2 separate regions of the Homo sapiens genome follow, and region 2 is linked to region 1. A link is a loop called in an ENCODE intact Hi-C map of the cell type or tissue named here. Cell type or tissue: A673. All regions are shown on one strand. Links, peaks and the distances in the headings refer to the core of each region. The heading gives the core; the rest is flanking DNA.

Region 1 (5,392 bases), core at 324-5,323:
AGCTTGCAGTGATCCGAGATCACGCCACTGCACCCCAGCCTGGGAGACAGAGCAAGACTCTGTCTCAAAAAAAAAAAAAAGTATGCAGGCCAGGTGCAGTGGCTCACACCTGTAATCCCAACACTTTGGGAGGCCAAGGGGGGCAGATCACCTGAGCCCAGGAGTTCGAGACCAGCCTGGCCATCATGGCCATCCCTGTCTTTACTAAAAATACAAAAATTAGCCAGGCATGGTGGTGGGTGCCTGTAATCCCAGCTACTCAGGAGGCTGAGGCAGAATTGTTTGAACCCGGGAGGCGGAGGTTGCAGTGAACCAAGATCGTGCCATCGCACTCCAGCCAGAGAGCAAGACTCTGAAAAAAAAAAAAAGTATGCAGAAAAAATTTTACTTTTTCCTAGTGAAATGACATCCACATTATGATCATCTCATATGTGTTGCCTACTGAAAATACAGCAGCATTCTCCAGGCTGCTGAGGCATGTGATCTACTGCCTGGCACACCAAATGATCCATCACTTTAGTTGATGACAAAGAAAGACTAAGGAATTGCTCCAGATTGAGGGACACTGAGGACACATGGCAATGAAATGGAATACAGGATCCTAGTCTTCATCCTGGGCTAAAGAAAATGGTTGAAAGGATTTGACTGGGTCAGTTGACAAAGTTGGAATTCAGACAGTAGGTTACGTAAAAGTATTGTATCAATGTTCAATTTACTAAAGTTAATAACTGCAGTATGGGTGTGTAAGAGGTTATCCTTGTTCCTAGGAAATACACCCTGAAGTATTAAGGAGTAAAAGGCCACGATGTGTGTAACTAATTCTCAAATAGTGAGAATTATCTCAAAAGTTATATATGTTAACATATGAGTAGCATATATGAATACATTCTCATATATATACTCTCAAATATTATTCTTCAGTAGTATAAGTGATACATATTAGTATATAAGTGGTACATATTAGTATGTAAGTAGTAATGTGTATACTATCTCACATATATATATAAGAGAGAGAGTGACAGCAAGCAGCAGAAACAAATGAGGCAAAATGTTAACAATAGGTGATTTTGGATAAAGAGTATACAAATGTTTTTGTACCATTCTTATAAATTTCTATGAGTTTTGGATTATTTCCCAAAGAAGGAGACAAAAGAGCTTTCTTTAAGCTGCAACGATGAAGTAACAAGACTGGATTTTACATGTGGCACCTAAGAAGCTCTCTCATTATTTATACATATGTATGATATTGCACCTTCACTGACAGACTTGAACATTTCATAAGAAATGAGTTGATACTAGAAATGCTAGGTGAAGATTGCCCAAGTTAAGGCTGAATATAAATCTTCTTGGTATTCCATGAGATTCTGAGACATTTTATGGGAGTTTTGGCAGCATGGGCTGGCTAAGTGTAGCTCAGGGATTACTGGCTTTAAATGTCTTGAGCCAGTGTCAAGTTTGAGTTGAAGGCATTGGCAAGGTGTGGAATAAATGTGAATGGGGATAGAAGAGGATCTTTGGAGAGCTGAGTCGGTAAGTGTACACTGCACGGCATCAGGACAGTGAGCGATGTCCTTGGAAATGGCCTCTTTTTCCAGTATGTCATCATTTGTACAAAGCTTAGATTAAAGCAGGAAACAAGAAATATCTTAAGCTGGAAAAAAAAAAAAATAATAGTAGAGGCAAGTTTGAAGGAAGTAAAAAAAAAAATTGAGACTTATCTTTCCATTTATATAAATCCAATCCTCCCAGCCCCAGCCTTTCCTGTCTCTTCTATTAATGACTAGGGCAGAGGATCTTCCCATGGGGAGCTCCTTTTCTGAGTTAGAGATGTTCAATTTCATCTCCAAGGGGAACTGGTGAAGGTAACAAATAGAGTGGCTATGGAAAACATTAGAGAGCCAAACCCAGATAATAGCAAAATGATGCTCATATGAACTAAGTTTCCTGGTGTATAGAGAAGAAGCTTGTGTGCTGGATTCATATGAAAAATATCCTCTTATACTTGAAGAGAAGACCTCTCATTAGCACAAAAATGAAACCTATCCTCATATTTCACTCCTACCTTCATCTCTCACAATTCACAATTTTATGATTTTTATTAAAAAAAATAGTTTATAGGAAAATACCCACTTGGTCATCAAATAATTTATCTTCCATAGCATTTACTTACCTCAGCATGCTGCAATATTTTACATAGAGGTTGCTTAAATCCACTGCTGAAATGCAGGCAACTCTGGAAGAAAAAAAAATGTGTTAACAGATAAATGGCTCCCTACTTCATGCTAGTTAATCTTTGCAGCAAATAACAGAACAATCTATAAAGTATAGAAAGATTTTGAGTACTTGGAACTTTACTCTCTGAGCTGGCATTTTGCCACATTGGGGATAAAGCCTCAGGTCTTCCTAAAAGCACCATGGAATCCATAATAGCCCAGAGTGTGTGGCTCCTCATTTTTATATGTCATCAGAAAGATGGAATGCCAAGAGTATGTCTGGGGTCTGGGTTAGTACTAGCTCAAGGGAAAGGGTACCACGTAGTCAATCACTTCCCACATATGCCAGATCTCCCCTAAAGATTAGTCAACGTGCCAGTAAAATATGAGCCTGCATTTCCCATGCTATGAGGAGCTCAAGACAAGCAGACTAAATGTTTGTGATGTTGACATATGTTGGGGTGTTGTGATGTATGTACACTTGTATGCAGAGAAAGAGCCTGCCTTAGCCATTATGAGGTACTAACCAAAACTGCCTCATGGGAAAGGGCAACTGAGAGAATGTGAAGGGCTGGTCAACAGCACAGAGAACATTACTGCGCACCTCAGTTGTGCCCTCTGCTGGGGACTCAGTTTTTATATCAGGCAATGAAGTGGTGGGTGAGCCCCAATTTGGTGGTACAGGTCCCTGGTAGAGACATGTAGACACTAAAGTTCAGTGGGCATCAGTTTGCTGAAACCTGTGTTTATAGACACATGATGGTTTAATGTGAGGTGACCCAGGGAATTTGTTGAAACCAAAAATGAAGCCTTATTTTTGGGGATCAGAACAGTTAGACTAAGAGCTCTATGGGAAAACATTCTAAGAAATACACTTGAAACGGTGAGACTCCTCGTGTGTGTGTGTGTGTGTGTGTGTGTGTGTGTGTGTATTTCCACATATATCTATTTTATCCAACTTCAAAACTATTATGAATTCAGTCTTCTTTGCCACAATTAGAGAGGAAACTGTAATTTGAAAGGTTAGCAGATCTGCTACTGTTTCCTAATAGTTTGTATAGTTTCTAATGACCGGAATGCCACCCAGGAGGCCTTTATAGTGGAGCTATGTCACCATAGGAGCGGTCCAAAGTGAATGTTACTTAATCAGAGTCACCGAAGATGAAAAATGTAGTATTTCCTTTGCAAGCTGGTGAGGCTGTAATTTTCAAATGCCGCTAATGTAATGTGGAGTGGGAGGGGGCCGCCATTCCTGACCTCTGTGTTTTATCCTCTGCTTTGAATGGTTTCGGCAAAAATAAAAATTTCTAAGTGGCACTCATAATAACAGAACTTGAGGCAAAGGGATGCTCTTCGAGTGTGCTGTAGCATATGAAAACAGAACCTGGTGAGCATGCGGCATGCCAGAATACGAAAACAGAACGTGGTGAGCGTGCGACATGCCAGAAGGGTTCGCAGTGTCGCTTGGGGTATAGGAGAAATGCCCGTGTGCAAAATTGCTGTTACCCAGTGGGCTAGCCCGACTACAAAGAAAATCACTGAGATAAAGACATTGAAATGCATATGATCATTGTCGTCATGCAGTGAAAGTTCTTTAAATCTAGACCCCTTATCTCTTTCATGGTTTTCAGCAGCTGACTTTGGCTTTTGTCCACAGTTGAACAGGTCCTCCCTGCTTTTAATAGTGAGGTTGAGCTTTTGGCGGAATTCTAGATGTGGGCTTTCACATTAATTCTGTGTTCTGTAGTTTATCTGCTATGTTTTATGCTGGGGGTAAGTCTGTAATAGCTGCAGTCATTGTGAAGCTTATGATATAGTGGGAAAAACAGATATTGAAGATGAAATGACAAGTATGATTACTTTGATGTATGGGAAATTTAGGGTAAACAGGCATATATAAGGACAGGTTGCTAATCTCATTTGGGGAGTGTTATATATCATTGCAGATACAGTTATATAGATTTAAATATACTTGTAGCATATGTACAGTATATGTATACTCATACATGTACATATTTATTTATTAAAGTTGCCTGATTTAGCCAATAAAAGTATAGGATATATAGTTAAATTTGAATTTCAGATAAACTAGAAGTTTTTGGGGATAGGTATGTGCCATACAATATCTGGACATAATTACAATGTGGAGAGTGGTGTTTATCTGAAATTCAAATTTAACAGAGTGTCCTGCATTTTTTTCTGGCAACTCCAATGTATGCATATGTGTGTATGTCTGTGTGTTTTTGCATATGTGTCTGTATGTGTGTGTTAATGGCATTCACAGCAATCTAGATGGGATTGTAGACTATTATTCTAAGTGAAGTAACTCAGGAATGGAAAACCAAACATTGTATGTTCTCACTCATAAGTGGGGGCTAAGCTATGAGGATGCAAAGGCATAAGAATGATACAGTGGACTTTGGAGACTCGGAGGGAAAGGGTGGGAAGGTGGCGAGGGATAAAAAACAACAAATTGTATTTATTGTATACTGCTGGGGTGATGTGTGCATCAAAATCTCACAAATCACCACTAAAGAACTTAGTCATGTAACCAAATATGACCTGTTCCCCAAAAACTTATGAAAATAAAAATTTTAAAGATGAAAAAAAGAATACTTTAACTGAACCATTGAGGACCAGAGATGCTTGTAGTTCTGAAACTCTATACAGAAGCATGTGTTGTGTATCTGTGTATGTGTGTGTGTGTTTGTGTGTGTGTATCTGTAGATGAGTATATTTATATGAGTATGTATTTATGTGTGTATATGTACCCTTCCCACACACACACACATAACCAAGGGCAAATCTAAGAGGAGTATGAGAAGTATTATAGAAAGAAGTATCTAGAAACAAGGCCTTTGGAACTGAGCACTGAAGTTTTATTCTTTTCAAAATAAGAAGCCTGTTTTCCTACCTTCTTTGTGACTGCTCTTCTATTTAAGTCTCTTTTGAACAGAGAGTGGTAAGTACTGGTGTCCCCATGTCCAGTTACAAGCACCTGATCTGCAGATGTCAAAGAAGTTAAAGCCTCCCTGGTCTCTCTCCTTTGCTTCCTTCCCTGTTCTTCCAGCAGTTTCTTCCTAGTTAGGGCTTGTATAAGACCTTTCCCCTTAACCAACCCCAGTAAGAAGCCATTGTGGGCATGGAAATTGGTTTGAAATTCCAAGGACATCACTTGG
Region 2 (5,392 bases), core at 175-5,174, 150 kb after region 1:
CTGGTGCACTTTCTTCTCTGGCCCTCAGTGTTGGGAACTTTATCAGGAGGTTGCCTCCTGCACCTCGGGGTCCCTTGTGCTTCTCCCTCCTGTCTCTCTCGTAAGCCCATCCTCAGTCCTAGACTGTCTCGCCAGCTCCCCGTTCAATACTTCAAAGAGCAGCTGTCCAGGGTTGCAGCTGATTTTGCCTGACACTCTCCCAAAAGAGATTTGAGGGATTTCCTGATTCACTGGATGGCCAATGTCACCCTGAAGTATGAGGTTTTTCACAAATTAAACTGGAAAACATATCTGAAAATCTCATGCCCTGCCAGAACTGATTAAAAGTGAGAAAGGCAGAGAATAAAGTAACACAGAAGTGATCCTTGTCATTTTTGCCAGATTACATTTCCCCCATGTAGCAACGAGGTGTCTATCACTCCGGGATCATCCACTTCGAGGGCAGGCTGAGTGAAGGTCATTTTGGTTTTTATTGATTCTATGGCTCTGGCATTACTCATAAGGATTTACGGTATTTAACCCACCAGGAGAAGCCCTGAACTATAAATGACTCTCCTTTTGCCAGGAGAGCCTGCTGCATCATAAGTGACACCGGCTACATGGATTCCTTCACAGCCATCTCTAATGAAGCCCGCAGCCTTTGCCTCCGCACAAAAGCACACGGCCTCTCATTTCATGGGGCTGATCCCTCCTTTGGCTCTGAATCAGCACGAGGTTGTTTAGCTTACTAAGTAGGGTAATCCAGATACAGGGACAGAAAAAGAACTGAGTGCATAAGACTCATGCTGTTCCTTTCACGTCAGCATCCTCCAGGACCAAAACTGGGAATAAGAAAATGAAAGTCGAAGAGCATGAAATAGGGAAAATAGAAAATTAAGGCTAGGATTATTAAGGCTTATGAAGTGGTCTCGCATGTGTTACAAGGGGCTCAGGACACAACAGAGGCACAGGAAATATATTTGTTGAAGAATAAGGGAATGAATCAACTTTGAGAGCTTGTTTAAAACTTGTTATTGTTGTTAACTTTTTTTTTGAGGCAGGATCTTGCTCTGTGGCCCAGCCTGGAGTTCAGTGGTGCAATCACAGCTCACTGCAGCCTCAACTTCCCCAGGCTCAGGTGATCCTCCCACCTCAGCCTCCTGAGTACCTGGGACTACAGACGTGTGTCATCAGGCCCAGCTAATTTTTGTATTTTTTGTAGAGACCAGGTCTCACTATGTTGCCCAGGCTGGTGTCGAACTCCTGGGCTCAAGTGAGCCTCCCGCCTCAGCCTCCCAAAGTTTTGGGATTACAGGTGTGAGTCACTGTGCCTGGCCCATCATTATTATTTTAACTAAAAACTTTTCCTCCTCAGAAAAGAATTAAGGATGTTTTAAACACAGGGCTAATGTTTATTGACGGTGTTCTCACAACCAATAATTTGTGAACCCAGGACTAAAATGGGCTCAGAGGCAAAAAGAAAAAAATCAACAATATTGATCTTATCTTTATGGAAAATTTTGATATTTTATTTATCACATAAGCAAATGCCTCCCATGCCTCCTAGGCCCTGCCCTGTGTGAACCTTTAGAAATGTAAAGAATGTTTTGTTAAGGGGAGAATGTGAACATTCAGGTTTGAATTAACAATGAATTAGGAAGGAAAAGCCCCTTGGAACCAAGGAAGGAGTCTTCCACATGAGCTTGAAATGAAACAACAATCTCCACGAAGCAGTCTTAGTCTCACAGGAGGGATGATTTTCAATTCACAGACTTTTCTTTCCCCAGAATCTGGAAATTTGAGTTTGCCGCACTCATAAATGCTTTTTTGCACATATGTGCATGCAAAAGCATCCTGAAGCTTCATGACTGATAATTTTACTCTTCGTGACTGGTCATTGCCCCGAAATGAGTCAAGGACATGTCTGCAGAGAATATCAGAGCAACAGACCGAATCCCTTCCCAGGAGTATCTCCAGCCCCCGCTAACACCGAGCATTTATTGTTTGCACACTATTTTTAGTATTTGGACACTGACACTATCTGCAACTATTTAACCCTTTCTTTGTCGATATGCTTTGTCACTAATAGGCAACTCTGTCTCTATAAGGATAAAAATTACACTTGAAAAGATTCTACTAGTGGAAGCCCATGGTACTTATTCAATATATTCTGGATTAATCCATGAATTAACTGTAAATTCCTCTGCTTTGGCTTTTCTCTTTGTTGAATTAAAGTTGTTCCTGTTTTATCCTAAGCTCTCAGAACATTCCAAGAAATTTCCTTTTTTGGAAAAATATGGGCTCCTAGCAGTCAAGTGGGACTGGGATATGAAAATAAAATATTCTTAAATTACCACTACTATTATTACATTTATAAAACAAGTCTATTAACTGGTCTATATTTATAGAATCTCAAACGTTTGAAGCAGATAATAAAATTCACCCTGTTTCTCAATTTAAAATCTGCTAGCAAAAAGCACTTAGTCGAATTATTTCAAATTTGTCAGACTATAATGTCTCAGAAGACACCTGCAGGTCAATATTTTTCTGTCTTTCTTAACCTGACACCAAGTTTTATATATATATCTTGCCCTGTAATAGTATCTAATACAGGGCTGTGCTCCCTACTTTAAGAAAACTGAGATCCAAAAATCTGATTTTGGGGGGGAAAAGAAAAAGTCATACTTACTTTGCAAAAGAATTTAAATAGCAAGCTCCCTCTGAGTACTTAAAATATGATTCAATTTACCAAATCGTTACTAGTGCATGGCAGAGAATGTCCTGTTCATCTACTTTTATTTAGGGCTCCTCAGATCTAAGAACATGAACATGAAAGAACATGCCCATTGCAGAGTTACGATCCTTCTCTAAAAGGGGCATAGTGCCATCTACATGCTTAATGAAAAACACGTGGGTCTAAGTTTGCTAGAGGCTCAGGCAGACCCAGCTCTGGGAATCAAGAGGTACAGTGTAGGAAAGCTGTTCAGCTCTCTTGAGAACATCCACCTGTCAGGGCTGGCTCCTGGACATATGCGACAGGTTGTTGTTATTGTTGGTATCATTATTATTTTTGCTAAAGAGCACTGTAGCTTCCTAGGATTGCTACAACAAAGTACCACAAACGGAGTGGCTTAATACAAGAGAAATGTATTGTCTCAGTTCTGAAGCCTAGACGTCTGAAATTAAGGTAGCAGCAGAAGCATGCGCCCCCTGAAGGATCTAGGGGAGAGTCTATTTCAGGCCTTCTCTAAGCTTCTAGTGAAACTTCTAGAACTAGAAGCTTCTCTAAGCTTCTAGTGGATTTCCCAACAACCCTGGAAAATCCTTGGCTTGCAGCTGTAGCACTTGAGCCTCTGCCTTCCTCATCACATGGCATTTCCCTGCATGTCTGTGTCTGTGGTCTTGTCTTATAAGGACACCAGTCATATTGGGTTAAGATCCCACTTTATTCTGGTATGAGCCCATCTTAACTAATTACCTCTGCAAAGACGTTATTTCTCACCTTCCATACTGAGGTTCCTGGGATTAAGACTTCCAGGTAATGTTTTAGGAAACATAATTCAACCCATAACAGGCATTTATGAATTTGCAGACTGTTGAGGATGGGGGGAGTGTGAGTTCTTAATCTCATTACATGTTGAATGCTGCGCTATGTAAGATTCCTCTGATAGGAACCAGCATCTTGCTTCATGATGTTCCACTCATGTGGATGGATGTTCTGAAGTTTCACTTCTAACAAGAATCACTGGCCGGGCACGGTGGCTCACGCCTCTAATCCCACCACATTGGGAGGCCCAGGTGGGTGAATCACAAGGTCAGGAGTTTGAGACCAGCCTGGCCAACATGATAAAACCCGTCTCTACTAAAAATACAAAAAAAATAGCTGGGCGTAGTGGCGGGCACCTGTAATCCCAGGTATGCGGAAGGCTGAGGCAGGGAATTGCTTGAACCTGGGAGGCGGAGGTTGCAGTGAGCCGAGATCATGCTACTGCACTCCGGCCCGGGCAACAGAGCAAGACTCCTCTCAAAAAAAAAAAAAAAAAAATTCACTGCAATACCTATGTCACCCTTTGGCGTGGGAGGTAGGACACCATGGAGACAGGGGGAGGTCTTGATGGGAGAGTGAAGGAGGGATGAGACTAAGCATGAAAACAAAAATGAAGAGAGCTTACCTGGCAAGTAAGAAGTAAAGAGAGTGACACTTCCAGAGATGACTGTAAGCTTTGTCTCTCACTGCTCAACATCCTACACTTTCATCTAGTTCATTATTTTCCACAGCAGCCTTTCCACCCATAGCATAATACTAACAGGGGTGAACAGAAAGAAGCATCATGAGTATAATTTTCCTTTTTTCTTCTTCAATACCTAGTTTGTTTACATGTCATTTTGTTCGTTGGAGGTGAGCTCAAGGAACTGGGGGTGATGTTATATTTGAGCATTTCAGATGCACGATTCGAGAGTTCCTGAACACTGCTATCTGAACTGTAGTGTTGATCATGGTCTCTTGTTCTTCCCATATCCAGGATGGTTCTTCTGAACCACCCAGATCATGTTCTTCTCATACCCAAAATGGTCTTTTGGGAGTCCTGCTGATTTTTGATTGGAAATAAATTAAGTGACAAAGTCCAAAACCTCTGCAACTTCTTGTAGGAAAGATGATCAAAATGAAACAACTGTCCTGAAAGCTCCCCTAGTTTTCAAATATAACTTTTCAGGACTATGTGCTTTGATGGAGTATGATATACTTGACAGACAGATTTTTGGTCAGCATAATTTCCTTTCAGAAGTTACCCAGCCAAATATCATGACTAATAATTTCATACTAAAACAGAAATTGAATTTTTCTTTGAGATGAAAATGAATCCACTAGTATTTTTTAAATCACCTATAGACAGAAATTGATTTGACATAATGTAATATGATTTTTTAAAATAATTTAGGAATATGAATGAGGCCATTGGAAGTAAGGTCTTTCCTTTTGTTTTCCTTACTCACTATGATTTATTCAAAAGTGATGAAAAGGTACCTTGTTATCAAACATAAATGTAGAGATTTGGATGAGGACTTCTTTTAAATAAAGCTACACAAAAAACTGCAGTGGAAATATACTCCACATTTAATCAAGCTACTTCCTTGCATAACAACCATGTTTGGGATAGTTTGGGTGAAACCTGAAGAGGCCCGTTAAATGGTTCAGTTGTTCACCAAAGCGGGTGGGTACCCGATGTGCGAGAGGCAGATGTTACGAAAAGCATGCGGACAGCATCTATCTCCCGTCACTGCCCAGGTTGATCAGGTTCTATGCAGCCGTTCATCTGATTCCAGTCATTGCCAAGTGCCATGAAGGACATTACTGCATCATAAAATATAGCCTGGAGTTAGACATCGTCCTAATTTCTAACTTCCCCTGCCC

What was found. Peaks named below come from ENCODE experiments on the same cell type or tissue, not always from the same donor. Only the 100,000 strongest peaks of a DNase experiment are listed, where the experiment ranks them.
Region 2: it touches region 1 in a loop (4-fold over the local background); 8 of 110 quality-filtered maps call a loop at or near these places.

Annotation. Positions count from the first base shown.
Region 1 is chr13:94,189,955-94,195,346 of GRCh38, forward strand. The region is part of intron 4 of GPC6 (glypican 6); the gene reads left to right. Among named protein-coding and RNA genes, the nearest start is that of GPC6-AS1, 4.7 kb to the left of the region's middle. In A673, for the core only: a CTCF peak has its summit at 2,834 (motif pointing left); DNase peaks (open chromatin) are centred at 2,817 and 3,307; H3K27ac peaks cover 1,947 bases.
Region 2 is chr13:94,342,715-94,348,106 of GRCh38, forward strand. The region is part of intron 6 of GPC6 (glypican 6); the gene reads left to right. Among named protein-coding and RNA genes, the nearest start is that of DCT, 130 kb to the right of the region's middle. RefSeq lists an enhancer at 1,302-1,900. In A673, for the core only: a CTCF peak has its summit at 3,178; DNase peaks (open chromatin) are centred at 2,867 and 3,177; H3K27ac peaks cover 1,839 bases.